Linked DNA regions of Homo sapiens: regions 1 and 3 are each linked to region 2. Evidence: chromatin loops called from intact Hi-C (ENCODE). Cell type or tissue: PC-3. All regions are shown on one strand. Each heading gives the region's core, and the rest is flanking DNA. Links, peaks and the distances in the headings are about the cores only. Region 1 overlaps PPP2R5E (protein phosphatase 2 regulatory subunit B'epsilon). Region 2 overlaps PPP2R5E (protein phosphatase 2 regulatory subunit B'epsilon). Region 3 overlaps PPP2R5E (protein phosphatase 2 regulatory subunit B'epsilon).

Evidence for each region. Hi-C counts contacts between places; a loop is a spot of excess contacts. Peaks named below come from ENCODE experiments on the same cell type or tissue, not always from the same donor. Only the 100,000 strongest peaks of a DNase experiment are listed, where the experiment ranks them.
Region 1: it touches region 2 in a loop (2.7-fold over the local background); 2 of 110 quality-filtered maps call a loop at or near these places.
Region 3: a loop joins it to region 2, with 2.4 times the contacts of the local background. A loop is called at or near these places in 4 of 110 quality-filtered maps.

The regions. Positions count from the first base shown.
Region 1 is chr14:63,399,030-63,409,681 of GRCh38, reverse strand. All of the region lies in intron 5 of PPP2R5E (protein phosphatase 2 regulatory subunit B'epsilon), which reads left to right. Among named protein-coding and RNA genes, the nearest start is that of GPHB5, 85 kb to the right of the region's middle. In PC-3, for the core only: no CTCF peak of the experiment used is centred there; no DNase peak of the experiment used is centred there; H3K27ac peaks cover 596 bases.
Region 2 is chr14:63,486,760-63,497,411 of GRCh38, reverse strand. All of the region lies in intron 2 of PPP2R5E (protein phosphatase 2 regulatory subunit B'epsilon), which reads left to right. Among named protein-coding and RNA genes, the nearest start is that of PPP2R5E, 51 kb to the left of the region's middle. In PC-3, for the core only: a CTCF peak has its summit at 4,038 (motif pointing left); a DNase peak (open chromatin) is centred at 4,821; H3K27ac peaks cover 1,727 bases.
Region 3 is chr14:63,433,685-63,444,336 of GRCh38, reverse strand. All of the region lies in intron 3 of PPP2R5E (protein phosphatase 2 regulatory subunit B'epsilon), which reads left to right. Among named protein-coding and RNA genes, the nearest start is that of PPP2R5E, 100 kb to the left of the region's middle. RefSeq lists a silencer at 6,032-6,326. In PC-3, for the core only: CTCF peaks have their summits at 5,574 and 5,777 (motif pointing left); a DNase peak (open chromatin) is centred at 6,156; H3K4me3 peaks cover 1,013 bases; H3K27ac peaks cover 1,736 bases.

The DNA of each region.
Region 1 (10,652 bases), core at 1,417-9,416, 88 kb after region 2:
CTTGGGCAGATTATTGACCACTCGGAGCCTCAGTGTCGTTTTTTATAAAATGACATTAAGATCACCTATCACAACAAGTCACAGCAAGTAGGCTTGTTATGAGATAAAATGAGATGACTTGTAAAAATGTCTACTGGTATCACCTATGGGGCATAGTAGTTGCTCATTAAATATTAATTCATCTTTTCACAACCCCCTCATATGTTATCTGCCCGCATTGATAGAATGTATTATTTTTCTTGATTCCAATAATTTTAGTTTTATTTATTTATTTTGAGACAGAGTCTTGCTCTGTTGCCCAGGCTGGAGTGCAGAGGTGTAATTTCAGCTCACTGCAACCTCCACCTCCCGGGTTCAAGTGATTTTCATGCCTCAGCCACCTGAGTAGCTGGGATTACAGACGTGCACCACCAAACTCAGCTATTTTTTGTTTATTTGATTGTTTTTTTGAGACAGAGTCTTGCTCTGTCACCCAGGCTGGAGTGCAGTGGTACAGTCTCAGCTCACTGCAACCTCCGCCTCCTGGGTTCAAGCAATTCTCCTGCCTCGGCCTCCTGAGTAGCTGGGATTACAGGCACTCGCCACTACGGCTGGCTAATTTTTTGTATTTTTAGTAGTAACGGGGTTTCTCCATGTTGGTCAGGCTGGTCTTAAACTCCCAACCTCAGGTGATCCACCTGCCTCGGCCTCCCAAAGTGCTGGAATTACAGGCATGAGCCACCAAGCCCGGCCCTAATTTTTGTATTTTTGGTAGAGACGTGGTTTCACCATGTTGGCCAGGCTGCTCTTGAACTCCTGGACTCAAGTGATCTGCCCACCTTGGCCTCCCAAAGTGCTGGCAATACAGGCGAGTCACTGTGCCTGGCTTCCAGTATTAATTTTAAAATCTTCATTTTTTGAAATAGAATTTTAAAAATATATATGAAAGTTGAAGAAGGCTTGAATAAATGCAGAAATGTAGCATATTGCTAGATGGAAAGACTCACCATCAGAAAGATGTCTATATAATCTCCAAATTATTTATACATTAGTGCAGTTCTAATTAAAATTAGTTTTTTAAAAACTTGAAACGTTTAGAGTTATGAAATAAATTTTTGAAAAAGATGACTAATGATATGGTACTTATTAAATAATATACTACAAAGGAAAAGGTAAGTTAATTAAAACAGTATGGCTTTGGAACAGTAGAATGGAACATAATAGCGCCTTAGGTGGAGATGACCCTGCTGAGCGTGCCATAAAACCCATAAGAAGATGTACCAAATAAACGAATGAATAAATATATGAATAGATGGCTATATACACATATACGTTAAATTGGCATAATTGTCCTGAAGAGAAAACCGATAGTATTCTATCAACTTAAATTTAGACCCAACAATTCTGTGAGAAATAATCAGATATGTACAAAAGATATATATACAAAGGTTATTGAATGCACCATTGCTAATAATTATTAGAAAATTGGAAAATAACTTCAAAGTTCCTTAGTAGGAGGTAATTGTACTGTGGACATTCATATAGTGAAATATTCATCAGTTTGTAAAAAGAATGTGATAGACCTACTCAATGATCTATTTTAGGTGAAACATGCATTGTTATAGAACAGTATAATTTTTGAGCCTGTATCTGTTATTTTAGGGAAAAATAATGTTAGTATTTTTGTCTTAGTTCTTTTGTGCTGCTTTAACAAAATGCCTCAGACTGGGTAATTTATAAAGAACAGAAGTTTATTTCTTACAGTTCTGGAGGCTGGGAAGTTCAAGATCGAGGTGCTGGCATCTAACGAGTGTCATCTTACTGGGTGTGCCCTCACATGGTGGAAGGCAGAAGGATGAGAGAGAGTGAACCCATGTCCCAAATCCCCTTTCATAGTGGCATTAATCTATTTATGAGGGCAGAGCCCTTATGACCTCAACACCAAAAGGCCTTACTTCCCAACACTGTTTCATTGGAGATTAAATTTTTATCACACGAATTTTGGGGGACACATTCAGACTATAGCAATATGCATTAACAATTTTGAAAGGAGTTCTACCAAATTGTTGTTAATTGGCTGGAAGGGGGTGATTATGTGTGATGATCTTCACTTCCTATTTTTTAGATATCTCTATTTTTTATATAAAAAAAATAAGCATATATGTTGTAATCAATAAGAATAAAAAATTTCATCTGCAAGTACATTCTCATTTTATTGCCTTGCATTTTTCATAAACCTCAGCTGATTTTGTGCATTAGCCTTCCTAAGACTATTTTTGTATGATAGCACCATTCTTTTATGCCCAGTATTCGTTGCTTCCTTCCTTTCACCATTTGTATCTGCCCTTTGAAAATCTAAAGCTCAAATGAAAGCTTCCTGTGTTGCCTCAAGTGCCTTTTTCAATACCTTGAATTTTTCTTCCTTATCAGGAAGCAGTATAGATTGGTGGTTAAGTGTACAGACTGATTTGAATTCGGGCTCTGCCATTTTTTTTGTATTCGACCTTGGACAAGTGACATAACTACTGTGTGCCTCAGTTTCCTCATCTAGAAAGTAGATGCAAAATATCATAATCACATTGTAAGGTTGTTGTGGAGATTTAACAACTAAATACCTATACAAACTCTCAGAAGTATTCCCAACACATGGTTCATATTCAGTAAACGTTATGCTGGTGGTGTCACTAATATTTTTATTAGGATTCTTGTTTTGAGAACTTTCTTAAGCTCTGTTTTCTTTAATAGCTTCAGTCCATGAAATCATATAGTGTTAGCCTGTCATGTCTTACCTAGCATGTTATGAATTATTTGAAATCCAACTCTTATTCTAAAAATCATTGGTATCCATTCAACTCTACGTATATGGTTCTTCACAGGCTGTTGGGTTCTCTTAAGATGTTACATGGGTTTCCTGTGTCTCTGGATTCTCTTCAGTTCCACTTTGCCAACTGATTTCCTCCAATCAGTGTTGAACATAAATGTTTATTAGTGCCAGGAACGTATAATTTATAATGTGTGAAAACCAGGGATAGCCCATTTAAATCTTTACAGAGGACAGACAAATGGTACATGATTAAGTAGTGTTGGTATGACCAAAGGAGTGATGGAAACTGTGGCGATTTAGAGAGCTTGGATCCTGCTGCCAATCCGCTCCCAGTAACGGTTGGTCTCTAGGTAAGTGAGCCAAGTATTGCTAGATCTTTTGGCTTTTCAAGAGAAGCTGGAAAGCCATATTTTGGTAGAGCCAGACAAAACAGTCTGTTGTTTTTCTTTTTCTTTTTTTTTTTTTTTTGAGATGAAGTCTAGCTCTGTCACCCAGGCTGGATTGCAGTGGCTCGATCTCGGCTCACGGCAACCTCCGCCTCCCGGGTTCAAGTGATTCTTCTGTCTCAGTCTCCTGAATAGGTGGGACTACAAGCATGCACCAGTATGCCTGGCTAATTTTTTGTATTTTTAGTAGAGATGAGGTTTCACCATGTTGGGCAGGCTGGTCTTGAACTCCTGACCTCGTGATCTGCCCGCCTCGGCCTCCCAAAGTGCTGGGATTACAGGCGTGAGTCACTGCGCCTGGCCAACAGTCTGTCGTTTTTCATTCAAGGGTTTTGAATGTTTTTGTTTGAAGGGTTTTGTTGTTTTTTATTCTAGAATAGTATGACTGGCTCACTTGAATTTCAGTGTGATTTTTATTAAATCTAGATTTACATAACCTGTAGCATTTTTTGTGTACTCACTTAAGTGTTTGGACAAGAAAGCTGTTAGAGATTTATCAAAGATAGTCCATTCATTGCATAGTGCACTTTTGTCTGTGGTAATGTTGATTTCAGACTTAAGTAACTTGGTTAACTGCCTTCTAGAGCTATGACTATGTAGACTTGCCTAGGCTTTATGGAACAATTTTGTCTATTCTTAATAAAGATAATTTTCATCTGTATTGGGATGGTTGGGAAAATGGTTTCTTTATGATCCCCCAACCCCTTCTTTAGACCTAAATGAATTAGCAATACTTCGATTATTTCATTGGGTGGATTATTGTGGCAAGAGTTTAGCAACATATTTCTAAAGATTACTTTCAACTACTCTGCAAATCTGAAAAACAGTCAGTGGTTGCTGAGAGACATACTATTCAAGTATCCCCGTAAACATATGTACTGCTGGAGATTGCTATTTAGTAATTTGTACTTCACATTTGCTGTTATATTTAGCTGAAAGGTACTGTAATTATCATGTAAATTATGCAGATCATGCAAATCATTCAGCCTGTCCTTAAAAGTGACCTTTTGTTATTGTGTTTTTAAAAACTCAAGACAAATTGGACATGACACAAACCAACCTATTAAAAAAATTTTAGTTCTAAACTGAAATAAATTCCACAAGGCCTTGAATCTCAGCTCCAATACAAAGAACTATTTTCCAAACGAGTTCCTTGAATATGTCAAAATGTTTACATTTCTCTCTCACAGCCTATAGCAAGTAAGTGTTGGGAGCATTTATTTCTACCTGGAATTTTATGAGATAGCCATTGCCAATTACCAGTTAACATCACTTCATCCTGTCCTGTCCAGTGTATAACTCAAAAATCTTGTAAAAAGGGCTTTATTGCTCTGACTCCTGCATTCAGAGCCAGCTTCCTGGTTGTATAATTTGTGCAGTTGTGCTGGGCCCTGTGCTTAGAAGGGCCCTGTGCTTGGTTTAGTGCTCTGCTCTTGCTGTCTTGAAACTCTTAATACTTTTTGAGCAGGGACCACCGCATGTTTATTTTGCACTAGGCCCCACAAATTATGTAGCTAGTCCCTGCCTGCTTCCCACTAAGTGCATCATTATTTAGCACAATAGCTCTTTCTTGAATTGCTGACCAAATAGGTTGTCTTAAAAATTTAAATCACAAGGTTGTCTTGAAATAGATAGTATGCTCAAGGGGAAAAAAATGGACTTCTTTGGTTTGTGGAAAGAATGCTTGAAATTAAATGGAGGAAAATAAAAGCGTGTGACTTGGTGGAGTTGTTCATATTTGTACGCCTTACACTTTCGAAAGTTTTGTATTGAATTTCCATAGGAGTCTTGGAGTCAGAATTGCCAGAAGCTTGTGATCGCAACCTTTTGATGCCTTGTCCCCATTGTCCTTTCTCAGTATTTGCCCCATAGGTTGCTTCATTTTATACAGTGCATCCCTTGAGTCGTTCTGATTCACTGGAGTCAGACTACCTTTGGCTCTGGTTTCTTTGTTCTGGGCTGTTTTCTCTGTATTTGGCCAAGGTGAAAGTATGAGGAAGATAGTTTTCAGGTAGTAGGAGAAAGTTGCAAACAAAGCCAGAAATGTGGACATCTGATTTTAGTGCTCTGTGGCACTTTGGATGAAAACATTTAGAATACCAATTTTATCGGTTATCTATTTGAAGAATTCTGATGTTCTCTAAAATCTTACTTTACATGGAATAGGGCAGGGTAATTCTTTATTATAGCAGAGAGCAACTGGGTTGTTTTGCTCGAAACCTTTTGCTCTTAATGACTTTTAAAAATAGTTTTGATAATGCCTACTTTTAAAATTCCAATATGTTTATATGATTTTTAATGAAAAATAGCAGTCTCTTGCCTCATCTTTCTCCAAACCAGAGTCCTATTTCCTAGAAGTAACCACACTTAAGTCTTCCAGTTGTTTCTGTATATTTATTTCCATATTTCTAAACAGCATGCTTATACTGCTATTTTTTAACTTGTGATTTTAGATTTTATTTATGTCTATTGACTTCCTACTGTAAGCCATTATGTATCTCCCACTATAACTCCCTCTCTACATTTGTTATATCACAAAATTTGAATGAATCACATGATAGATGAGTACTATTGTATACATGTTGTTCATTCCAAGGCACATAATTACATTTGTTTTCTTGTAGAGCTTTTTTTTTTCTTTTTTTAACCCTGGAAAATAGGTGCCTTATTTTTTTACTTGCTTTCCTGTGTATTCATCACTAGTGTGTGCTTTAATTCTCTGAGAGTAACCATACAGCCCTTCTCAGTATGGCCCACATATCAACTAGTCTATCAGTTACTTTTTTTTTTTTTTTCTTGGAGACCTTCTTCCTGGAGCCCTGGTCATCCTGCTCTAATTGGCACTCTGGGCCATCCACACAGTCATCCCAGCACTTCCCTTTGGTGCCCTTCTAGACTGTGTCTTTGCTTGTTTAACTTCTTCTTTGGTGGAGCATATCTTCTAGATTCTTCCTAAGAAAGCATGAATGGGATGTAAGTGTTCTGAGATCACTTGTCTGAAAACGTCTTTATTCTGCCTACATTTTTTTTTTTTTTTTTTTTTTTGAGACAGACTCTCGCTTTGTCGCCCAGGCTGGAGTGTAGTGGCACGATCTTGGCTCACTGCAACTTCCAGCTGCTGGGATTACAGGTGTATGCCACCACGCCAGACTAATTTTTGTATTTTCAGTAGAGACAGGGTTTCACCATGTTAGCCCATGTTGGTCTCAAATTTCTGACCTCAAGTGATCAGCCCGCCTTCGTCTTCCAAAGTGCTGGGATTACAGGCGTGAGCCACTGTGCCCTGCCTGCCTACATACTTTATTGACATTTTGGCTAAGTGTAAATTTGGAACTTTCCCAGATGTTTTAAGGAATTGATCCATTGTTTTCCAGCTTCCAGTGTGGGTATTAAGAAGGCCTGCACCAGGTGAATGCCTTATCCTTTATAATGACCTGTCTTCTTTGTATCTTCTTTGAGATCTTCTCTTTGTCTCCACATCCAGAAAGTGATGTGCTTTGGTGTGGATCTTTGTTCATTTATTGTGCAGAACACTTAATGGACCATATCTATATTGACATTGATGACTTTTTTTTTGTTGGAAATTGAATTGAATTATTCTTCAGATAATTTCCTTCTCTTCATTTTCTGTTTTTCTGTCTCCATGTCTTTCTGGATTGCTATTATGTATTGGATCTTCTGGTTTTTAAAATCTTCTTCTATATATTATCTCTGTTTTTTGGTTATATGCTCTGGGGTAGAGTTGCTCATTTTAATGTTCTAGTGCTTCTGCTAAAATTTTTATTTATTATATGTTGAACTTCTAAAAGCTTTTAAAAAATTTCCTGAATATCCACCTGAATAATAGCACTGTTTTATTTCAAGGATCCAGCATATTTGTTTATCTTTGAAGATGTTAATAGTTTCCTTCTTGCAATTTTTTTTGGTACTCCTAGCATTGTGCCTGTTTCCTCTGAGTTCCTTATAATTGTTTGTTGTGGTCTTTTATGTTAAAATATCTGGTGATCTTTGACTTCATAGTCATAATTACATGTTAGTCTACCGAAAAGTTGCTTAGAACTTGTGTATGTTACCGTGTGCACATGTGTGTTTATATTTGCATGGTGACACTTGGCAACTGGTGACTTTGAATGGCATAACTGGTCAGGGACCTTGCCATTTCATTAGGAAACCCTCAGCTGTTAGCATATCTGTAGGTCTTTCCTCTTGAGGCTGTCAGTTTCTTCCAAAAGGGACTTTCTGATCTTCTGACTTATACAGAATTGGGAGCCTGGTCAGGGAAGAAAGCTGGCAAATATGTCACTTTTAGGTATGCAGAGTTTTATTTCATCCCATTATTTCCAATAAGTGCTTTACTTAACGTGTATGATGTCTCCAAGATTAGATACTTACTCATTCTCTCCAGACTTACATTGTAAATCATCAATACACCACATGGGATAGGGATCTGGGGGGTCTTCTACAGACTTTCAACCAGTCCTCCTGTTTTTAGCTATTTCTCACACCCTTACCATCAAATATATCTGGTGCCTTTAGTTTTTAAGCCTTGTAAGGGTTCCGTGGTGTGAACTGGCCTGCTTCTCGTTGGCTTTCTTCCCTGCTTGCAGAATGGAAAAACACTTAGCAGACTGGAGAAAGAGGAAACTTAAGATAGTTACCTCTTGTCATCCACTTCCATCTTTGAGAAGTCTACAAATAAGTCTAAATTTTCTCTCCAGTCCTGTCTATGCCAAGGCTTTCTTCTATTCTTATTCTTTCACTGTCATTTTAGGGAGGATTCAAGAGGAGAGAGGTTCAATCCCCCTGCCTAGCTGGAAGACCCTTACAGCCCTTTTTCATTTCACTCTTCTCATTTCATTGTAGATTTATGAAGTTCAAAGAAAGGTTATTTGGCTAAATCACTATGTAGTTTAACCCTATTTGTGAGCTTCAAGAAGGCTGGTTTTTGTAAACCTGGAGTTAGTATGTTGACAGGTCTGTCTTTGCTCTGTAATCACCTTGGAAACGCTCCAGCTTCTTAACTTCTTTTCTTTGACTACAAGCTACCTGTTATATTAGGGATGGCACAGTCCACTTAGGCATTTACAGGTGTGGGATTATATTTCTTTTTTGTGTGGGAGTGATTGGGACTATAGATATGACTAAGCACACTCATATTATTTTGTTTTGGAAATCAGAGCTCATCAGAGTTCATCCTACCCCCCCTTGTTTTGGCCTGTGCACTATTATATTTCTCTCTCATACATCATAAAATCATCAAAAGCATGTTCTCTACAGAGAAGCAGAAAAATAGTTTAATACTGCAATTCATCTTTCTCATAGAATATGATACATTTAATATTTGTGGCTTTGTAAATATCTAAAGTTAGGCACTCGGCAATGCATTTTGTTGAGAGCCTAATGAAAACATCAAACATTTCTTGCTTAATTATTGTGTATTCATTAAACTCAAGATTAACAGTATACAAGGAAGGTTGATTCAAGTTTTGCTAATACTACACACCCTCAAACCTTCTCTTATGTTGGTTACAAGTTATTCATTAAAGCCTTTTGAAACACTTAAAAGTAGAAACGAAATTTAAAAAATAAAACTTACAAGGTTAATTATTTCTATTAACCTTGGAATGGGAATGGGTGGATGGGTGGATTGGGTAGGTGGATTAGAGGTCTTATGTCATTTGGAACATGTTATAGATAAAGAGATACTGAGTCTATATGGGGCCTTTTTTTTTTGGCTGGTTGGGGCCACATGCCTTTCTTTCCTAGATAGAATGTTTTCCTGTGGAAATGTATTAACTTGCCCATTACCTCCCCTGATGGGCTCCAAAATTGTTCAACAATGTGTATGTCCAGCAATGAGGACCATCGCTGGCACATAGAAAGAACTCAGTACGTATGTATTTATTGTATTGCTGAATGGGCAGAGAGCTGTAGTTAACAACATCTTCTGTTTGGATAGGCTGCTAGGAAAAGCATGTACTATTGAACCTGTGAGGAGCACTCATATCCCACTTCTAACTCCTCATTTCTTCATCGGTCAGCCTGGATGTCTCTTCCTTTAGAAGCCTTTGCTGATCACTCCACTTCTTCCAAATACAGTAGATGTGTCTGCTGTGTATTTATACAACATCCTGAACTACTTAACATGCTGTTTATTTACTTGTTTGTATTCCCCATTAGAATAGGCTCTGAGAAAGCAAAGACTGTATCTGTCTTGCTTATCATTGTATCCCTGACAGCTCGCCCACTGGCTGGCTTTTAATAAGCACACCATAAATATTTACTTGAAATACTCATTTTTAAAATGAACAGATGAATGAATGATAGATGGATGGTGGATGGCATTATGTAGCTAAAAATTGTGTCCTGTCTCTACCTATTTTTGAAGACCATCCTTTAGTTTGCGTTTCCTGCCATGTTTGAGGGGCCTTTTTTTGGTCCATAACTCTTGTCTTTTATTCAAATTAAAACACCGAACAAAAGCACATTCGATTATTGACCATGAGGTTTTTATTCTGCTGTCAGTGTCAACCTCATGTCTAAATCACCTGAGGTCAAACTTACATATATCTGGATAGCCTTTTTGATGACGATGGTAGTCTAATTTGTGTGTTATGTGCTCTTGAAATGTTTTGCTGTAAAGACACTAGAACTGAATTTTGCTTTATTGCAATGATGATGAATGTTAAAAAAAACAACTCAGTAACATTCAAACCAATTTCCAAGTTTGTTCTTCAGCCAGAGGAACTTGCACACTGACTTTTTGTAAAGGTAGCAGATTTATTGTGTTGTAATTCATACACCATAAAATTCACCATTTTAAAGTTTCCAATTTAGTGGTTTTTAGTATGTTTACAGAGTCATGCAACCATCACCACAGTATCATTGCAGGATGTTTTTATCATCCCTCAAAGAAATCCAGACCCACAGGAGGCTGAAGCAGGAGAATCGCTTGAACCCGGAAGGCGGAGGTTTCAGTAAGCCGAGATAGCGCCACTGCACTCCAGCCTAGTGACAGAGCAAGACTCTGTCTCAAAAAAAAAAAAAAAAAAAAAAAAAAAAAAAAGAAAGAAATCCAGACCTATTAGTAGCCACTCCCCATTCTACTTTCTGTCACTATGGATTTGCCTATTCTGCTTATTTCACATAAATGGAGTCATACATTGTATGGCCTTCTGTGTCTGGTTTCTTTTACTTACTTAGCATGATGTTTGAAAGATTCATTGATGTTGTAACATGTATCAGTTACTTTGTTCCTTTTTATGGCTGAATAATATTCCATGGCATCCCATTTTGTTTATCAGTTGACGGATATTTGGGTTGTTTCAGTTTTTAGCTATTATGAATATTGCTCCCATGAACATCTGTGTACAAGTTTTTGTGTGGACATGTGTTTTCGGTTC
Region 2 (10,652 bases), core at 995-8,994:
ATGGAAGAGGTGTGGATAATCCAGAGATGATGCTTGTAGTCAAGAAAGAGTAATTGTGGCCTTTTGATGGGGAGCCAAGTTTTATGAAATCCCACGGAGTCAGTCTTCAGATCCAGGGTTCTTAATTGGCTAGAGATCTTGCAAGTTATTTTGCCATGTTGTTTTTTGAAGGGAAAGGAAATACTGTCATACGTTTATGCATCTGTATATAAAATGGTTAGAAATGGTATCATATAGGTATTGCATGTTTGTGATCATAACTGCCTGAATAAAGGTTAAAATGTCATGGGAAAATGGGAAAACTTAAGCAGGAGGAAATAGAGATAGTTTATTTTTAGCAATTTAGAATGTTCCATTTAAAAGCAGTTAAACTGGCTAGAGCTGTGGGCAGGGGGAGGGGTACTGGGGTGGTTTAAAGGCCATAGCTATTATGGTGAGTGCCTGACATTTTGATTTGAAGTGTGTCTCTGCCTGTGTATTTTAGAACCAGAAAAATTCTTGGAAAACTACCTTTTTTTTTTTTTAAACTGTGTACCCAGATAAAATAGTTTGTTATTCCAAATCTAGAATTGAGATTTTAATTTTTATTAATTTTTATTTCTGTCAGTCTTTCAGGCATTTGGCTTCTTTGCTTATTCTTTTAAGATTTAAGTCGGAGAAGAAAAATCACATCCATTAGTTTTGATTACTCAGATCAATAAATTGAAAAGGAAAATTAGAATCATTTAAATTTGACTGCATATGATGAGATTCTGCTAAATTAAACTATAAATTACATGTTTATTAAGCACTTTGTAAACACTTATTAAAACAATGTTCTAAATTGAACTATTTCCCTCTGTATATGTTCTTAGTTATTGATGGGTTATGGTTCAAGAGGCGAGCTGGATGAGGTTTCTTAACTCTTTGAGGTTGGTTTGGCAAATTTAATTAAGCCTTAAGTGGCTCACTCTTTTTTTTTTTTTTTTGAGACAGAGTCTTACTCTGTTGCCTGGGCTGGAGTGTAGTGGCGTGATCTTGGCTCATTGCAATCTCCGCCTCCCAGGTTCAAGCGATTCTTGTGCCTCAGCCTGTAGAGACAGGGTTTTACTATGTTGGCCAGGCTGGTCTCTAACTGCTGACCTCAGGTGATCTGCCTGCCTTGGCCTCCCAAAGTGCTGGGATTACAGGCATGAGCCACTGTGCCTGGCCAAGTGGCTCACTCTTGAGGGCTCAAGCAGTGTTGGAATAATGTTGCTGGATAAACGGTGAACACCAATACATCCCAGTGTATGATGCAGAATAATCCACAAAGCATGATTTATAGAAGTAGTGATATTTAACAAAAAAAATCTTCAACACTTAATATGTAAAATGAACAGTGCAAATTGTTTTTAAGTCTTGGTCTTGAAAAATACTGTAGATGGCTTAACCATATGCTTGGCTGGGCATGGTGGCTCACGCCTGTAATCCCAGCGCTTATGAAAGGCTGAGGCGGGAGGATCGCTTGAGCCCAGGAGTTGGGACCAGCTCGGGCAACATAGGGAAACCTTGTCTCTACAAAAATCAAAGAAACTAGCTGGGCAAGGTGGTACATGCCTGTTTTCTCAGTTACTTGGGAGGCTGAGGCAGGAGGATCATTTGCACGCAGGAGGTTGAGGCTGCAATGAGCCATGATTGCACCACTGCACTCCAGCCTGGGTTACAGAGAGAGATCCTCTCTTGAAAAAATGAACAAAAAAACCCCAAAAATGCTTGCCAAAAAAAAAGAAAAGAAATTAGTATATATTCTTTTAGACTTTTTTGTCTACATATACATATATGTAGACATGTTTATTTTACTTTATTTTTTTAAATGGAGCCTTGCACTGTCACCCAGGCTGAAGTGCAGTGGCACAATTTCAGCTCACTGCAACCTCTGCCTCCCGGGTTCAAGCAGTTCTCCTGCCTCAGCCTCCCTAGTTGCTGGGATTACAGGTCACCACATTGCCCAGCTAATTTTTTTTTTTTTTTTTGTATTTTTAGTAGAGATGGGGTTTTGCCATGTTGGCCAGGCTGGTCTTTAACTCCTGACCTCAAGTGGTCTGCCCGTCTCAGCCTCCCAAAGTGCTGGGATTTCAGGCGTGAACCACCGTGCCTGGCCAGACATGTTTATTTTTATAAAAATAGTACTGTACTCTTTCTCTCTCACTATATATATTTTTATGAATTTTTTTGTGTGTGTGTCTTTGAGACAGAGTCTCACTCTGTCACCCAGGCTGGAGTGCAGTGGCGCGTTCTTGGCTCACTGCAACCTCCTCCTCCCGGGTTCAAGTGATTGTCCTGCCTCAGCCTCCCAAGTAGCTGGGATTACTGGTGCATGCCTCTGGGCCAGCTAATTTTTGTATTTTTAGTAGATACGGGGTTTCACCATGTTAGCCAGGCTGGTCTCCAACTCCTGACATCCAGTGATCCGCCTGCCTCAGCCTTCCAAAATGCTGGGATTACAGGCATGAGCCACCATGCCTGGCCTTTTTGTTTTTGCTTTTTGTTTTTTGAGATAAGGTCTGGCTCTATTGCTCAGCCTGGTGTGCAGTGGCGTGATCTTGGCTCATTGCAGCCTCCGCCCCCTGGGCTCAAGCCATCCTCCCATCTCAGCCTCCCAAGTAGCTAGGTAACTACAGGCACGCACCACCATGCTTGGCTAGTTTTTGTATTTTTTGTAGAGATGGGATTTTGTCATGTTGTCCAGGCATGTCTTGAACTGGTGAGCTCAAGTAATCCACCCACCTCAGCCTCCCAAAATGCTGGGATTACAGGCATGATCCACCATGTTGGCCTCTGTGAATGTTTCATTTCCTACTGAAAAGTTTGTCATTTTTTTTTGGTTGTCTTTTTTTTTTTTTTAAATGGCTGTACAGCCGGGCGCGGTGGCTCACGCTTGTAATCCCAGCACTTTGGGAGGCTAATAGGGGCAGATCACCTGAAGTCAGGAGTTCAAGACCAGGCTGGCCAACCTGGTAAGACTCTGTCTCTACTAAAAATACAAAAAATTAGCCGAGTGTGGTGGTACACACCTGTAATCCCAGCTACTCAGGAGGCTGAGGCAGGAGAATTGCTTAAACCCAGGAGGTAGAGGTTGTAGTGAGCTGAGAATGTGTCACTGCCCTCCAGCCTGGGCAACAGAGTGAGACTCTGTCTCATAAATAAATAAATAAATAAATGGCGGTACAGTCTTCTAAGGTATGAATAAGTAGTTACTTACTTAAGACCACTTTCTTATTGATAACATCTGGAGCATTTTTATTTTACTGCTGTTGTAAACAACGCTGGTGGGGAGCTACTTAAGACATATCTCTGTGTTCACATAGGGGAGTATGTCTATAGGATACATTCTTAAAAGTGGAATTCTGGGTAAAAAATAAAAGCCTTGGTAGGTGCTGCTAAATTGCTTTAGACGTTGCGTTTTACATTTCTAGTAGAGTATTTGAGAATACCTTCTTCCTACAGTTTAAACAGTTAAAATTTAAAGCTATAATTTTAAAAAGAACAAGTAACCCGACTTTAGGAGTTGGAACATCATCTGAATACTTGACCATCATTACTGGTTAATCTTATTTTTAAAAGTTTACAAGCTAAATTAGTTAGTGAGGCAGATAGCATCACTTCCACAGTGATTTAAGAATCCTGTGTCATTTGAAGCTCACCTGTTTAATATTCCTAGAGTACTTCATTATATTGTTATCCTTCATGTTTAGTAATATCAGAAATTTTGTCAGAAATATGTCTTGCCACATGTGCAAAACTAACAGCTTGAGTACAGTTTGTCACACTGGATACAGTGTAAGCAGCCTTTATTTAGCTGCTGTCACAACTGTTTCTGGTGTTTTTGCTCTCTACCAATGATTCTCACCTAGGGGTTCTTTTGCTCCCCTCCCCCTCCCCCCACCACACACACGCACACACACACGCGCGCGCGGTAATTTGGCAATGTCTGGAGAGACCTGGTTGTGACACTTGAGAGAGGATTGAAGCGGGAAAGAGTAAGGACTTGCTACTGGCATCTAGTGGCAGACAGGCCAGGGATGCTGCTAAATATTCTATAGTTCACAGAAGAGCTGCTCACAATAAATAGTTATCTGATTAGCTTGGCTTGGTGGCAAGTGCCTGTAGTCCCAGCTACACAGGAGGCAGAGGCAGGAGGATCACTTGAGCCCAGGAGTTTGGGGTTAAAAAAAAAAAACAACCCACCAAACCAAAAAAGAGTTATCTGGGCCTGACTATCAACAGTGCTTTACACAAAGGAGTTAGGGTGCTCTATCATACAACTATCTGATGATTCTTTTGCTTAAACTGATTCTACCCCATTTCTTATGGCTGCGTGCCACACTCACCTTTAGTAGATCAGAATTCCTTGCCTAGAGCGGCTGGCTGCTCTTGACTTTGTGTTGCTGTTTCTAGCTTTTTCATGTTTTGCTCAGTGGTAGGGACAGGCAGGCCAATTTAGTAGAGCTTGACAAAGTGAAGCCTGGTATCTTCTATGAGGCTATAAACGTTGTCTAAAGACGCAATTTCTGGTTCTGATAAGGCTCCTGGTAATTCCTGGACTGGAAGACTTGGCTGTCATTGTTTTGCTGTTAAGTACCCCTTCCACTCAAATGCAAAAGTAAAACACACACATGCCACCATCCTTCCCAACCAAACCAAAACAAAAAAATTCAACAAACAAAAACAAAACACTTGATGATCAAGGAGAACCTATGATAACTCTTCTTATTCCACATTTCAAGTTTGTACTTGATCTGTGCCATCATACAAGAAACCCAACTGGTATGACTGTCCTGAGTGCATTTCCAGTGAAGAGGCTGGGAGAGTCCAAAAGAATGTTTTGAGTCATCAGATCCTTTTAAAATGTCAGATTCTTTCCATGGGATTAATTTAAACCTGTTATGACCCTTTAAAAATTTTTATAAGAGGCCTCAGAGCCATAATAACATGGAATACTGCTTGTTTAGTAGAAGCCTTTCTAAAGGCCACCTTTATATTTGGTTTAATTTTTTACATTGTCAACCATCATGTAAGAGAGAAACAGGAATTTTTGAGTCCTTAACTGGGAAGAACAGCTGCTTGGTGCAGAAAGTCTCATGAAGTAAGTCTCCTTTTGAATAAAAAGGAAGATCTCCTATTAGAAAATAAAGCATTATTATTTTTTCTTCCTTTTTCATGACAATTTAGGTTTAGGCTAAGCATATTAGGTATATATAAAGATGTAAAAAATCAGTGTGCTTTTAAGATAAACCTGTAATTCTTGTTCAGAGGTAGTAAGCTGTAGGTCGGGTTATTGAAGAACAGAGAATTATTAGGTTTCTTTTGTGAACACAGAAAGTTTCTGGGCTCTTCCAGGGCCTAGGGAGTGGAAAGTTTTCCCCTTTGTTTCTTGATGTGTTTCTTTGTCCCCTTTGTTTCCTTTATTGTCTTACTTTAGTGCTCCCCAATAAAAATATGATACCACAAATGTAGGACACATATGTAATTTTAAATTTTCTAGTAGCCAGATTTTAAAAAAGTGAAAAACAGAAGAAATTGATTAATTAATTAATTTTTTTGAGATGGAGTTTCATTCTTGTCACCCAGACTGGAGTGCAATGGTGCAATCTCTGCTCACTGCAACCTCTGCCTCCCAGGTTTAAGCGATTCTCCTGCCTTAGCCTCCTGAGTAGCTGGGACTACAGGTGCATGCCACCATGCCTGGCTAATTTTGTATTTTTAGCAGAGACGGGGTTTTCCCATGTTGGCCAGGCTGGTGTCGATCTCCTGACCTCAGGTGATCTGCCCACCTTGGCCTCCCAAAGTGTTGCCATTATAGGCATGAGCCACCGTGCCCAGTCTGAAATTAATTTTAATAATATACTTTCTTTAACTCAGTATATCTAAAATATTATCATTTCAACATGTAACCAATATAAAAATGAGCTATTTTTAGATTCTTTTTTTCACACTACATCTTTGAAGTCTCATGTGTATTTTATATTTACAGCATATCTCAATAAGGACTGGTCATACTGCTTTTTTTTTAAAATTATAGATTCAGGGAGTCCACGTACAGGTTTGTTACATGAATATATCACTCTATGCTGAGGTTTGGTTTCGAATTGAACTTGTTATCCAAATAGTGAACATAGTATCCAGTGGGTAGTTTTTCAACCCTTGCCACCTGGCTTCCCCCTTCTAAAGTCCCCAGTGTTTATTGTTCGTATCTTTATGTTCATGTGTACCCAATGTTTAGCTCCTACTTTTAAGTGAAAATATGCAGCATTTGGCTTTCTGTTCCTGTGTTAATTCAGTTAGGATAATGACCTCCAGCTGTATTCACGTTGCAAAGGACGTGATTTCATTCTTCTTATGCTGCATAGTATTCCATGGTGTATATGTTCCACATTTTTTTTTTTTATCCAGTCCACTGTTGAAGGTTGATTCCATATCTTTCCTATTGTGAATAGTGCTATGATGAACATGAGAGTGCAGGTGTCTTTTTGGTTGAACAACCATTTATTTTTCTTTGGGTATATATCCGGTAATGGAATTGCTGGGTCAAATGGTAATTCTATTTTTAGTTCTTTGAGAAATCTCCAAACTGCTTAACATAGGGGCTGAACTAATTTACAATCCCATCATCAGTGTATGAGCGTTCCTTTTTCTCTGCAACCTTGCCAACATGTTATTTTTTGACTTTTTAATAGTACTCATTCCGACTGGTGTGCGATGGTATCTCGTTGTGATTTTGATTTGCATTTCCCTGATGATTAGTGATAGTGAGCATTTTTTCATAGGCTTGTTGACTGCTTGTATGTCCTCTTTTGAGAAGTGTTTGCTCATGTCCTTTGCCCGCTTTTTAATGGGGTTGTTTTTTTCTTGTTGATTTGTTTGAGTTTCTTCTAGATTCTGGATATTAGTCCTTCATCAGATGTGTAGTTTGCAGATATTTTCTCCCATTCTGTAGGTTGTCTGTTTACTCTGTTGATAATTTCTTTCACTGTGCGGAAGTGCTTTAGTTTAATTAGGTTCCACTTGTCAACTTTTGATTTTATTGCATTCCAGAATGATATTTCCTACGTTTTATTCTAGAATTTTTATAGTTTTGAGATCTTACATTTAAGTCCTTAATCCATTTTGAGTTAATTTTTGTATATGGTGAAAGGTGTAGGGGTCGAGTTTCGTTCTGCATATGGTTAGCCAGTTTTCCCAGCACCATTTATTGACTAGGTAGGACTAGTCATATTTCCCAAGTGCTCAGTAGTTATATGTGGCTAGTGGCTGCTATATTGGTTAGCACAATTTTATTCGGCCTAGTTCTTCTACTCTGCAAGAATTTTACTACTTATTAGCTAGAGGTCATTCAGACTTAGGTATTCATATACTAACATATACATAAAATTTAAGGAAAAAAATATGTTTATAGTTGCTTACCTCAGCTACTTGTTTTTAAGATACTCAAAATATATCATGTTTCAGCATTGTAGGTAATGATATAAATTGGCCTGGACTTCATTGGATTTGTGGCTGTGCGTGTGCCAGTTTTCTAGTTCCATGTATTCTTTAAACATAGATAATGTAGCTGAGAAAGGCATCACTCAGAGAAAAGGAAGATGACTTGTACTTGAATTCTGACATACCATGATAGAAACGTTCTAAATCTTGGTGTCATCAGGAAGCTTGTTGATACCTAAAATTAAGAATTTTGGTATTGGCTGGGCGCAGCAGCTCATGCCTGTAATTCCTGCATTTTGGAAGGCCAGAGGGCAGATTGCTTGAACTTAGGAGTTCAAGACCAGCCTGGGCAATGTGGCAAAACCCCATCTCTACAAAAAATACAAAAATTGGCTGGACATGGTGGTCTGCACCGGTAGTCCCAGCTACTTGGGAGGCTGAGGTGGGAGGATCACTTGAGCCTGGGAGGTCAAGGCTGCAGTGAGCCATGATCGGGCCACTGCACTCCAGCCTGGGTGAGAGTGAGACTCTGTCTCAAAAAAAAAAAAAGAAAACAACAACAACAACAACAAAAATTATGGTATTTGGTGACCAACATTGAGTATGGGGCTATATAAATCCATGAAGAAGAGTTTTGGGACAAATAGTTTGTGTTGAGTGAGGGTATGTGAGAGGCAGTGGTACTTGAAAAGTGAATTAGCAGTTTTCTATGTTCATTTTTTACTTTCCAAATCTTCTTTGGTGAGCCTATACTATTTTTAAAATCAGAAATAAACTACCCCCCCAAATTAATGCAAAAAGTAATTAAATCAAAGCAAGAACAAAACCAAAAATCCAATACCACCAATAGTACACAAAAGTAAAGAGGTTCGAAGACCTGGATTCTAATTCTGGTTCTGTCGTTAACCATCTGTGTGATTTTGGATAAGTCAGTTAACGCCTCTGGGTTTCCATTTCTTCATCTGTAAAACCAGAAATTAAAGTTGCTTAGATTCTTTAGGTCTTTTTGGTCATGTAGTTGGGTAACACAGTTCCATGATAGCTTTCATGAAAGTCTTTTTGGGAATTTTTAAATTTATATTTATATTTATATTTAATTAAATTAATTTATTTATTTAAGATGGAGTCTTGCTCTGTCGCCCAGTCTGGAGTACAGTGGTGCGATCTTGGCTCTCTGTAACCTCTGCCTCCTGGGTTCAAGCAATTCCCTTGCCTCAGCCTTCCGAGTAGCTGGGACTACAGGTATGCGCCACCACGCCAGGCTAATTTTTGTATTTTTAGTAGAGATGGGGTTTTGCCATGTTGGCCACGCTGGTCTCAAATTCCTGACTTCAAGTGATCTGCCCAACTCAGCCTCCCAAAGTGCTGGGATTACAGGCATGACCCACAATGCTTGGCCCTTTTTTGGGAATTTTTTAGAAGGAATTATAGAGTCTAGGGGATTCTCTTAAAATCATTCACACGGCTGGGTACAGTGGCTCACACCTGCAATCTCAGCACTTTGGGAGGCCAAAGTGGGAGGATTGCTTGATCTCAGGAGTTTGAGACTAGTCTGGGCAACATAGCAAGACCCTGTCTCTACAAAAAGAATAAAACAAAAATTAGGTAGGCATGGTGGTGTGCGCCTCTAGTCTTAGCTATTTGGGAGGCTGAGGTGGGAGGATTGCTTGGACCAAGGATTTTGAGGCTGCAGTGAGCAATGATTGTGCCACTGCACTCCACCCTGGGCAACAGAGCAAGGCCCTGTCTCAAAAAAAAAAAATCATTCACTGAAAGAATATTTATTAAATGCCTGCTAAGTAGCAAGCAGTGCCCTTTAGCAGGAAAGCGTTTGGAAGAAATTGTCCTAAGTAGGTGTGTGGGTGAGATGGGGTGGAAAGAAGCAAAAACATGAGAGCGAATAATAGAAATAAAATATTTATGTAATACAGTATAATGTAAAAGGTGCTTCCCAGTTTTGTGTCTCATTTCATGTCATTTTTTATTTTGGAGACATGAGGGAGAATATAAGGAAGCAGTTGAGACCATGTGAAAGACAAATAAAGAAGAGGAAGTTACTAAAACCTTGATGGTACTGTAATAAAGCAGTTGGAGTCACCTGAGAAAAGAATATTTGGACTGAATCTGAGAGGAAAATTAAGAAAAAGTGATTATGTTGAGATGATCAATGTGAGGATGGAATCCTGAAATTAAGTGTTGTTGAGTTGTAGAAATAAGAGGAAGTATTCTTTGACAGAGGAAATACATAGAGCATACACGATTGAGATTATTACTGGGTTTAAAGATGTTTTGAAAGGTGAAACACTAATTTGTATAGAAAGGACTAAAATTACAAATTTGTTAAGACCCTCAAAACATAGATATACCTCTCAGGCTTATATAGCAGTCTCTGAATGCTTTTCAGAAATCATTAGATTGATTTCGAAATGCCTACATCGTTGGCATTGACCCCATCCATTTATCCACACTTTTCACTTCCCTTCTTTTTAACCATTCTCAAGCTTCTCCTCTCCAAACTATTCACCTGAAGAAGCAAAACATCTGTTGGTGTTACTAGCAACAATGTTTAGGAGCATTGGAGAAAAAGACAAGAGGAATTTAAGAGGGGGGGGTGGTAAATTATAATAGTTCTAATTCCAAATCTGATTTCCTACTGGACTATATCACATTTCTCTTATTTTATGTCTTAACAACTTGAGCTAATGTTTATTTTCACTTTCAAGTAATATGACATTATGGAAATTGAGGCAATGTGTTAAAATACTAGGATACTGGTTTTGTGTTACTTTTCTCGACAAATAACTTTCTCAGATTCTTCCTAAGGTAGGAAATATTCTTGTTAGAGGGCCTGAGTATAGATGTGGGTTTATGGACAGCTGTATTGGAAATACATTATTTGTTACAGAAGCATGTGGGTTTGAGACAGTTCAGCTGTATTCATGTTATGTGCTGGTCTCATAGGACTACAGGGATGCAAATATAATTGTATATAATTCAAGAGGGCAGATATGATTGCATCATGCAGTCAAATTAAGTGCTGTAAGAGAGATGTGAATGAGGGGCCCCTGCAGCTCAAAGGATGGGAGAGATCACATCAGGTTCAGGGAATCAGCCAGGAAAGTCTTCATGAAAGAAGTGTCATTTGAGAGAACCCTCTAAGGGTGGTTGGAGAGAAAGGCTGGAGTGGAAAGGGGCCTTCAGAGTTA
Region 3 (10,652 bases), core at 1,525-9,524, 54 kb after region 2:
AAGGGTGGTTAAGGAAGGCTTGACAGAATGATTATAGCCTCAGTAGGGTATTAAAAGATGAATGTGGCTGAACTTAAAGAGAATTATGTGATGCAAAGGAATTCCCAAACCACATGTTATATACAGGGAAACACAGTCATGCTACGTTGTTACAGTGTTATGTGTATATGTGTGTTGGAGAGTGGGAGGAGGTGAATGGTGGCAGCTGAAGATGTGGATGTGGGCCAGTCTGAAAGAACCTGACAGACAATGGATGGATAAGTGTTGAAAGGTTCTGTGTGGCGGAGTGACATGGTCAGATTTGTATTTCAGTGACAGTGGGACAGAGAGATTGGAGGAGGCTGAGATTGAAGGCAGAGAGGAATCAATTAGGAGACTGTTTTATTGGAGAAATTGTGGAGGGCCTAAGCGAACTGCAGGCATGGAAGTAGAGAAGGAGAGGAAAGGAACATTTGAGATTCACCTAGGAGGTAAAATTGATGCTGCTTGTTAGCATTTATGTGAACTTTTGGAGTGTGAGAGAGGAAGGAGTCTCGGATAGCTTTGGCAGTTGGGTAGTTTGTGGTGTGGTGCTGCTGTTGGGGAGTAGGGAGAGCAGGCTTTGGATGGAAGCTGAGGAGTTGGTTTTCGATGAGTTAATGTTGAGGTTCTTATGGGAGACCTAGATGTGGAAAGTAGGAGGTGGAAATTGGTAGTTATCAGAATGGGAGTAGGGCAGGGGAGGAAAAGAACAATGATGGAACTCTAGATGATACCAGTGAATCATTGTTTCAGTGCAGTGGTACAGGTGGGAGCTAGTGGGTTGAAGAGTAGATTAAAAAATCAAGAGGTTGAGATGACGGCTGTAGATAATTGCTCGCACCTTGGGTGTACTGTCTTCATTAGAGTAAAATCCTGTCACTTCTCTCCTACAAAAAGTGTTCAACCTTGTCACACTGATCATTTGCTGTTATTATTTTTATTTTGTCTCTAGGACTTGGCTTTTCTTGGTTTCAAAGTCTGCTTCAATTCTCAATCTCTGCTTATACCTCAAATGGTAGAATATGTAATTTTCCAAAGTTAATTTAGTTTTAAGATAAAATATATTCACTGGTTTTTCCTTCCTTGCTGTTGAGGTCTTTCTTTGAGTTCGTTACGTTGTTTCTTGGCCACTATTAGCTTTGTTTTTTCCTACTCTCAAATTATAACCTGTCACTTGGTTATCTAAGTGCTTTATTTTTTTTTATACATTCTTTGATTTAACTGGAAACCAGAGCTCTGGTTAGCCTCTTAATACAATAATATGACATTGTAGAAAATTATGAAGTTGCAATTAAATCTCTCAGAGTCTGCCGACATGTACTCTTAGTAGTGCTTGGTTAACCTCGCTACATTATTAGCTGAAGGGCAGAGAGTTTCTTTTAATAAAAGAACAACTATCTAAAAGTAGCTTTGGAATGATAACTGCCGGGGGGAAATATGAAATTTCCATTTTTCATCTTCCTGCATCTGATAAAGAATATAACCATGATAGTCCCCCCTTAACCATGGGGATATGTTACAAGACCCCAGGGATGCCTGAAACTGTGGATAGTACTGAATCCCATACGTATATCCTATGTTTTCCCCTATACATATATACCTATGATAAAGTTTAATTTATAAATTAGTCACAGTAAGAGATTAACAATAACAGTAAAATAGAATAGCTATAACAATATACTGTAGTAAAAGTTACGTAAATGTGGTCTCCCTCTTCCTTCTCTCTCTGTGTCTCTCTCTCTGTCTCTCTCTCAAAATGTCTTATTGTACTTATTCCATGGGTGACTGAAACCATGGGAAGTCAAACCACAGATAGGACGGGGACTACTGTATACATCCTGGCCAGAATTTGCCTTGGAGGTGACTCTTTAGATCCAAAGGAGATAAGATTTGTAGATATGCATTAATAGCAAAAGAGCCATTGGGGGTGGGTGGGTGAGGGTGGACTGTTTATAATATTAGAATTATACATAATGGAAGAGAAATGAGTGATATCTGAGAAGCACACTTAATAACTGAAGCTGGTGGGAAATTTGAAGGATAGGATAAGCGTAAAAGAAGACCTGAGAATTAGATTAGAAATTAAAGAATTCCTTGGTACAAAGGAAAAAATTTAAGGATATGATAATGAGATCTCCCAAAGACATTTGTAGAATGAAATCAGGAGGAACTTACTGCTCAAGGTTAGGAACAGTTTGTTAGCATTCGTAATTTTTCAAAGGGTAGGGAAACTGGTCTGTACTTCCTCAATTCCCACAATTTAACTGTGCTAATCCAGTTAAAGCTCATTTAACAGTATTGATTTAGCAGCTTGGGGTGCCCATAGATGGATTTCTTGGGGTCACTGAACCCTCTTAGGTTAACTGCAAAATTTTGTGTATTCTGTGTATTTTTTTTTTTTTTTTTTAGACGGAGTCTTGCTCTGTGGCCCAGGCTGGAGTGCAGTGGCGCGATCTTGGCTCACGGCAAGCTCCACCTCCCAGGTTCATGGCGTTCTCCTGCCTCAGCCTCCCGAGTAGCTGGGACTACAGGTGCCCGCCACCACACCCGAGTAATTTTTTGTGTTTTAGTAGAGACGGTGTTTCACCATGTTAGCCAGGATGGTCTCAATCTCCTGACCTCATGATCTGCCCGCCTCGGCCTCCCAAAGTGCTGGGATTACAGGCGTGAACCACCGCGCCCTGCTGTGTTCTATGTATTTTTATAGGAGAAAATAACTTGCTTTTGCTTAAATTTTCAAAGGTACATGTGACTCAAAAATGGTTTAAGCGCGATTTTACCCTGTGTGCACTAAATATCTATGCTGGATGCTGCTCACTTGGAGAGTACAAGATTGGAAAGGAACGGGGTCCCCCCATTTCTGGCAGTAACTAAAGATGAAAAATGAAGTTGTTAGAATGATTTCACCAGTGAAACCATTTGGGCTAGAGTTTCTCTGTGGGAAGGCTTTTGGTAGTGAACTCAGTATCTTAAATACATGTCTGACTGTTCAGATTTTTTGTTTTATATGGTGTGAATTTAGGTAGGTTGTTGTAAAGTTACACGATTTAGACTTGTGGCCATATACTTAATCCTTAGAGTCTCTTCACAAAGGTGTGTACTAATGAAAGAAGATGGCCAGCACCCGTATGCCTTCTATTGTTACCTGCATAAAAATCTGCAGGAACAATATATGAGTTAATTCAATCTTCACATTGAATGAGAACCACCTGTGACATAGGTAGTATCTAATAGATACCATTTTGTAGATAAGGTAAAGGAAGAGAGAGGTTAAGAAACTTGTCCAAAGCCACTCACCTGGGTGATTGAGATTTGAACCTTGGTGATCTGGTTCCAGAACCCATACTCTTTTTTTTTTTTTTTTTTTGAGATGGAGTCTCGCTCTGTTGCCCAGGCTGGAGTGCAGTGGCGCGATCTCGGCTCACTGCAAGCTCCGCCTCCCGGGCTCACGCCATTCTCCTGCCTCAGCCTCCCGAGTAGCTGGGACTACAGGTGCCTGCCACCACGCCCAGCTAATTTTTTTTTTTTTTTTGTATTTTTTAGTAGAGACGGAGTTTCACTGTGTTAGCCAGGATGGTCTCGATTCCCTGAGCTCATGATGCGCCTGCCTCGGCCTCCCAAAGTGCTGGGATTACGGGCGTGAGCCACTGCACCCGGCCCAGAACCCATGCTCTTAGATGCTAAGCCATAATGCTTTCCTGGAATTATTCTTTCCAATAGGAATGAGGTCTAAAACCCCTAAAAGTTGGAGTCTTGCCTCTGTGCTATGTTTGTTTCTTGAGCTCTTCTAAAAAAGTAAAAAAGCCTTTGATTTAAGCCCTTCCCTGTATTTTGCTGCTTCTGACAAGGCCAGACCACATAGTATGCTCTGGGGTTAAATGTTCATTTTTTTTTTTTTTGCTTAAGAACAGTTTCTTCTTCACTCCCTCTCTCCTACCACTTCTGCTGCCCTATATAGTAGCTTTACACTCCCTTTGTGTTATTCTTGAATTGTTAACGCTGCTTCTCAATTTTTCTCTCTACCCTACCACTTATTCCCAGTCTGGAAAAGTAAATAGTGATTGAGGAGGTGAGGAGGAGCCCAGGAGGAAGGCCGTGTATTTCAGAACACCCCTCTCTCTCTTCCACCCAGATAGCAGTCCCCTGAGTTCATGTGCTTTCCCACTCCACTTCTCTCTCTGCCCCACCCTTAGAAGTTCCAAAAATCAGGCTCCTCTGCCCGTTGGTGCTCCTTATGTGGTAACATTGGCGTGGCGATACCTTACCTGTGCATCATAGAGGGGCCCCACCTTGCAGCCCTGTTTGTGTTGAATTGGTAGGACCCACAGAAAACGTATATGGAAATTGAAAGTGCCAGTGTATGAATTCAGAGTGAGAAGGGCACTGCTCAGTGGATAGCTGTTTGTGTGTATTTGAACTGTGCCTTCTCTCCCTGCAGGCAAGCTATGCGAGCTGCCAAGGAATCCTTAGGTTGGTTGGTTAGCCTGAATTCAGAGCAAGGGGAGTTAATTAGATGATTCAAACATCCCTCCATCTCCATGATGGACATCCTAATCCTTGGAAGCACTTATGTGTGTACAGCCTGCTTTTCCTTTTTACTGTCCTTCCTGGGTCAGTGGCATAGACAAACAGACCAGAACCCGGCTGGGCGCGGTGGCTCACGCCTGTAATCCCAGCACTTTGGGAGGCCGAGGAGGGTGGATCACCTGAGGTCCGGAGTTCGAGACCAGCCTGACCAACACGGAGAAACCCCGTCTCTACTAAAAATACAAAATTAGCCAGGCCTGGTGGCGCATGCCTGTAATCCCAGCTACTGTGGAGGCTGAGGCAGGAGAATGGCTTGAACCTGGGAGGTGGAGGTTGTTGTGAGCCGAGATCGTGCCATTGCACTCTAGCCTGGGCAACAAGAGCAAAACTCCGTCTCAAAAAACAGAAACAAAAACAAAAACAAAAAAAAAAAACAGACCAGGACCCAGTCTGGCCACTTACTGAACTATGTGATCCCAGGTGAGTCTCATCCCTCTAAGCTTGTTATTATACTATAACTCTATAAGGTTGTTTTGAAAATTAATTTATGAACAGTGCTTAGCACTGTGGTAAGCATTGTTAAAGTCACCATATCATTATTATCATTATTCATGGTACCATCTCTAGCACCCCAGTAGACTTAACCTGTCTATATTGGTTAATACATTTTTCTGGTTACAATGAAGTCTTGCTAACCTGAAAGCTTTTTTTTGTCTTTTTCAGATGACTTTCCATATCTTTTGTCTGACTATTGATTTCAAACTCTCTATGAAGTTTTATTTTCATACCTTTTTTTTTTGGGAGAACTGCCTGTGAAACTGCATATGCCCCTGTGTTTATAGTTATATATACATTTATATATATACTGCCCTAAGTTCATCTAAATGAATTCCTGATATACTTGCATATTCACGTCCCCAACTCTAGTAATAATTTAGCATTTCTCTCCGCAATCATTCTCTCTTAAGGAATCTGACAAGGATTTTAAAGTGTTTAGTTTTAATTTAAATGTGCTAAAGAGAGGGTTTTTACTCAGGAAGCCACTGAGCTACTCGAGATTGCTATTTGCTTCATTTACAAGCTGTAGTCCTTCTGGCTTAACTGCTTTAAAGGTTGTTCAGAGTTTTTAATATACTTAAAATTGTTTGACAGCTGTGACTTGTCTAGCACTGATATATCCAATAATATCTCACTGTAATGAGTATACTCCCCCTGTCTCTACCCCTCCCCCCAGTGGCTGGCAGCAGAATTTTGCAGGATAAGTTACAGTACTGCATTCAAGTTTTGGTTTCTCTTTTCTCCCACCTTTTAATTTAACCTTGAAGCTGAAAATGTGGTTTAAAGGTATAAGCAATGCTTCTGGGAAATCTATTAAGCACATGGATGACAAAGTGTGAAATCTTGCTTGTGGCATGTGCAAGTGGGTCTTGGATAATCCCAGCTCTTGGTGTTAGTTTGTATGATTTGGCTGTCTCTCTACTGAGGAGACACAGAAATGAAAGAGAGGGATTTATTGGCTGATTGTTTGGAGGAAGCTGGTTACACCACAGTGGTGCATGATGAGCAGGAAAAAGCTGAGAAAATGAGTGTCCTCAATGTGGAATTCACAGAGACAGGAGTGCCTGAGGCAAGAATCTGGCAAGCAGACAATGAGCAGGTCATTTCCAGGAGGCAGTTGGCTGCTGACCAGTATTTAAAGCCAAACTTGATCTGTAGGAAAACAAGAAGAAATATGCTATTCAGTGACTTCTCAGGAGCAAGTTGCCTCTGAAAAATGGTGCAAAGACACTAGACTATAGAGTAGAAATGCCATTTCTGTGATGAGTAGAGAGAGGTGAGGGTTGGCCAAGTAGTGGAGAGGGACAGCTGGTGGGGTCATGGTGAGGAGGGTCAGGAGTGGCACACACAAGGAAAGACATTTCTCAGTAAAAATCAGGCTGGTTATAATTATTTGCTAAGTTGGAGAGCAAGTGTATTTTTTTGACAAAATGGACAAGGAAGTTCTATTGGAAAATATGATGTTTCTATACTTTTCAGAAAGGTAGGGAGTGGGGTCTTGGGAGGATAATGTTAGGTGCTAAATGGGCTACTTTGAAATACTGTGGAATTGGCCTTCCTGCAGAAGGTAAGGGCTTTATGAGAATAGGATAGACCACTCTCTGGAATAAGGCAGGCCACTTCATTTTCAGAGATTTCTGGCTTTTTTCTCTTAGACAGATTAAAAAAAAATTGTAGACAATAGAGAAACTGTTGGAAAATTAAGTTTTGTATTTGTGCTGCCCTTAATAACAAAGTGCAAAATGTGTTATATCCTATTCTGTAAAGTGAGAGTAGTTGTGTTACCGGAAAGGGGTCCTGACCCAGACCCCAAGAGAGGGTTCTTGGATCTCATGTAAGAAAGAATTTGGGGTGAGTCCATAGAGTAAAGTGAAAGCAAGTTTATTAAGAAAGCAAAGGAATAAAAGAAGGGCTAGTCCATAGGCATAAAAATAGTCATCCATTTTTATGGTTACTTCTTGATTATATTCTAAATAAGGGGTGGATTATTCATGAGTTTTCTGGGAAAGAGATAGGTAGTTCCCGAACTGAGGGTTCCTCTCCCTTTTAGACCATATAGGGTAACTTCTTGACATTGCCATGGCATTTGTAAACTGCCATGGCGTTGGTATGTGGTACCATGTAGTACCATGGTGTAGCGGTGAGGACGACCAGAGGTCACTCTCCTTGCCATCTTGGTTTTGGTGGGTTTTGGTTGCCTTCTTTATGCATCCTGTTTTATCAGTAAGGTCTTTATGACCTGTATCTTGTGCTGACTTCCTATTTCATCCTGTGACTAAAAATACCTTAACTTACTGGGAATGCAGCCCAGCAGGTCTCAGCCTTATTTTACCCAGCCCCTGTTCAAGATGGAGTTGCTCAGGTTCAAATGCCTCTGACAGTTGTTTCAGCAATAAAATAATCAGAAGGCAGTGGTGTTTAAAGCACATTTAAAATGTAAGCTTACAGGGTTGGTGGTCAGTTCCTGCCCCTAGATCCTTCTCTTGGTTTCCTTCAGAGGAACTAAGATGAAGCCAGCTATGTGTCACTGTCAACGGGGAGGGCTGGCTGTCCTGTCTTCCCCTGGAGTGGCATATCACACTTAATTCATTATGAAGCAGTAGTTTTGGGATAAGGAGGAATGTTAGTTTATGGACAGAACCTATGGTTATATGTGCTAAATATGGTTATATGGTTATGGTTATATGTAGGTCAGGTGTGTTTTAATTACTCACCAACTAGCTCAGGGCTTTGTTTTGCTAATGAAAGGTCACAGACACACACAGAGACGTGCACATAGACACAGAGTATAAGAGACAGTGACAGTTAGTTTTGGCTGTGTTTCTTGTTTATTTTTTGTGATTTCAATTAATAACACATACCTAGTAGTCAGAAACACACATCAGGAGCCTCAAATGTTTTGTGTATGCTTTTTTAAAAATTCGCAATTCAAGAGGCTTAATTTTTGTTTGAGCATTAGCTGATTTGGAACCATGAAGTCCTCATAGCAGATGTTTAGAATTTGTGTTCTCAAAAAAGCCTTATGTTGGTATTGTTTTATCAACTTGTGCACTGTGGCTTTTACAGAAAACACTCAATTCAGTTTTAGTAACCTTCTAGGACTTAGGACCCACAGTCCCCAGATGGTGAAATGCAGCAAAGCCTTGGTATCACATGGTTAGCCTGTGTGGGGCGGGAGTGCTTGAGGCCAACCCAGGCGGTACGAGGGCCTGCACTGATTTATACACAGTAAGCACTATGACTATTGCAATGTTTACACGTCTATTTTTGGATTCTAAGATTTAATATCAACAATGTTCACTTTTGGACTCACTGCTACATTTCCAATTTTGGAGCGAGTACAATACAGTCATCTCTGTGTGAAATATCATTTCCCTGTGATGGTTTTGTGTGAGGATAACAGACTCTAGAGATAATTATTTTAACATTGCTGTCACCATTTCAGCAGGTAAAAAGTTGCCTCCTATTTTGAGCAAAGTTTGATCTTGAAATAGGAGCCGAATGGAAGCGGAGGGTTCATGGTCAGAATTTGTGGGCAGTAAGGTGGAGAGAGGCAGGGATGAGTTTAGATTAGAGAGGGTGTGGCAAATTAAGCAGAGGAGGTTAGACTTAATCTTGTAGATGGCGAGCAGGGAGTTGTAAGGATTTTTGAACAGGAGGTGAAATGAAACTATATTCTTACTTTTCTTTCTCCAGACCCTATGAAGAAAGTCTGTGCTCCTTTAAGGAAGATTAGGCTGGCAGATATAACCCAGGATGGCCTGTGGCAGAGGGCTGTTGTCTTAGGTTTGTCAGATGATTGCAGAGGAAGAGGAAATTAAGAATATGTAAAGAACTCACCATCTTCCGTTTTTTTTCTCCACCCTTATCAAAAAAAAGAATCACCCATAGTTTCGGTATTTAAATTCAATCATTACCCACATTTTGGCCAGTCTGCTCCTAGTCTGCTTTTTTTTTAATATGACTTTTTTCCCTTTAAAAAATTTAGATATACTTAACTTGTAATAAAATTTGAAGAACAGATCTTAGGCAATGAACGTTCAATGAATTTAGCAATTATATATACTTGTATAGTCATCACCCCAAATGAGATCTGGAACATTGTCATCTCCCCAGAAAATTCCCCTTTTGCTCTTTCCTGTTTTTCCTTGTTAAACCTTTTTTTCTAATCTTACTATATATACATTATCATTATGATGTAAACATACTCTCCTGTAATTAAATAATCTTTTAAAAGCATAATTCTGATGGTTCCTAACACTCCATTATGTGGATGTACCATTGTTTACTTAACTGATTTTCCAATTTGGGATATTTAAACAGTTTCCAAATTTCCACTATTAAAAGTAATACCATCATGAGCACCAAAGAGACATTTTGAAGTAATAAATAAAATGACTTGTTGACAAATTGTATATAGCAGATAAAGGAGAAGAGTTAACAAAAACTCCAAAGGGTTAAAAAAATAGTGAACTTCTTGAAAGAATGGGGAGGTGGGAGGAGAATTCTCTTTGAGAGATAAATGGAGTCCAATGAGAGTGAAATTGGTTTTGACCAGCCTGAATTTGAGATGATAGTGAGATGTCAAAACTGCTCTATATGTAACTGGAAGTAAAGAAATTAAGGATATCCATGTGCCCTGGACACAGAGGTCGTAGTGGAAAAGGTGATAGGGGACTGAGTATTGAGAGGAGAGCAGCATACTAAGGGCTGGGACTTGTTCTACCTCTAGTGCTGACCTTTATTTTTCTTTTTGGGGAGGTTGTGTACTTCTTCACTGGATGAAATCATGACTTGGAGGCGTTCATTTGAATTTTGCATTCAGTATTCCCAGATCCTGAACATGCTTTATTTTTCTATTTTATTTTATACTAAGACCCACTAATGTAGTTGGTGCTAATTCTGAGAAAGAAACTCTTGTGAAGATCTCTCAGTTTATTTTGGCTAAGATTAGAGTATCTGCCATTTTTTGTTTGTTTGTTTGTTTTTTTGCTGTTATACTGGACTCTTCCCCACTAAAAAGAGACTGATTTTTTTTGCATAAGCAAATTAAATTACTTGAATTAGCAGAAGTTACTGGAGAATGGAAGAAATAACTTAATAGGAAATAATCACTAACTTTTGAGTAAATAGGGTATATTGAACCCATGCATATGTTTACTTTTATTCCCTAAAATCTCCCCACAATTACTGAAATGAAAAAGTTATTACTGAAAGGAAATAAAACCCACAAGAACAAAGCAAAATAGAGAGATCTCAAAATTAACATTTTGGAAGCTAGAAAGCAAATGAACAGTGGTTACTACCTTGGTCCATCAGAGAAAGCTGAACCCAAAGCAGCAGCAAGGAAAGTCAAGACAGGGCAAGTCACATGCACAACTCCGAGGAACTTCAGAAAGATAACCTCTCAAAGGAAGGGTGCATGGGGGCGAAACAGGAGATTCGCTGGAAAGTCTGTATAAGAAGTAGCCAGAATTCCTTTTCTCCCATTCTCCCAAAACCAGGTAGCTATGTAACTGCTCTCTCAAATCCCAGCAGAACACTGA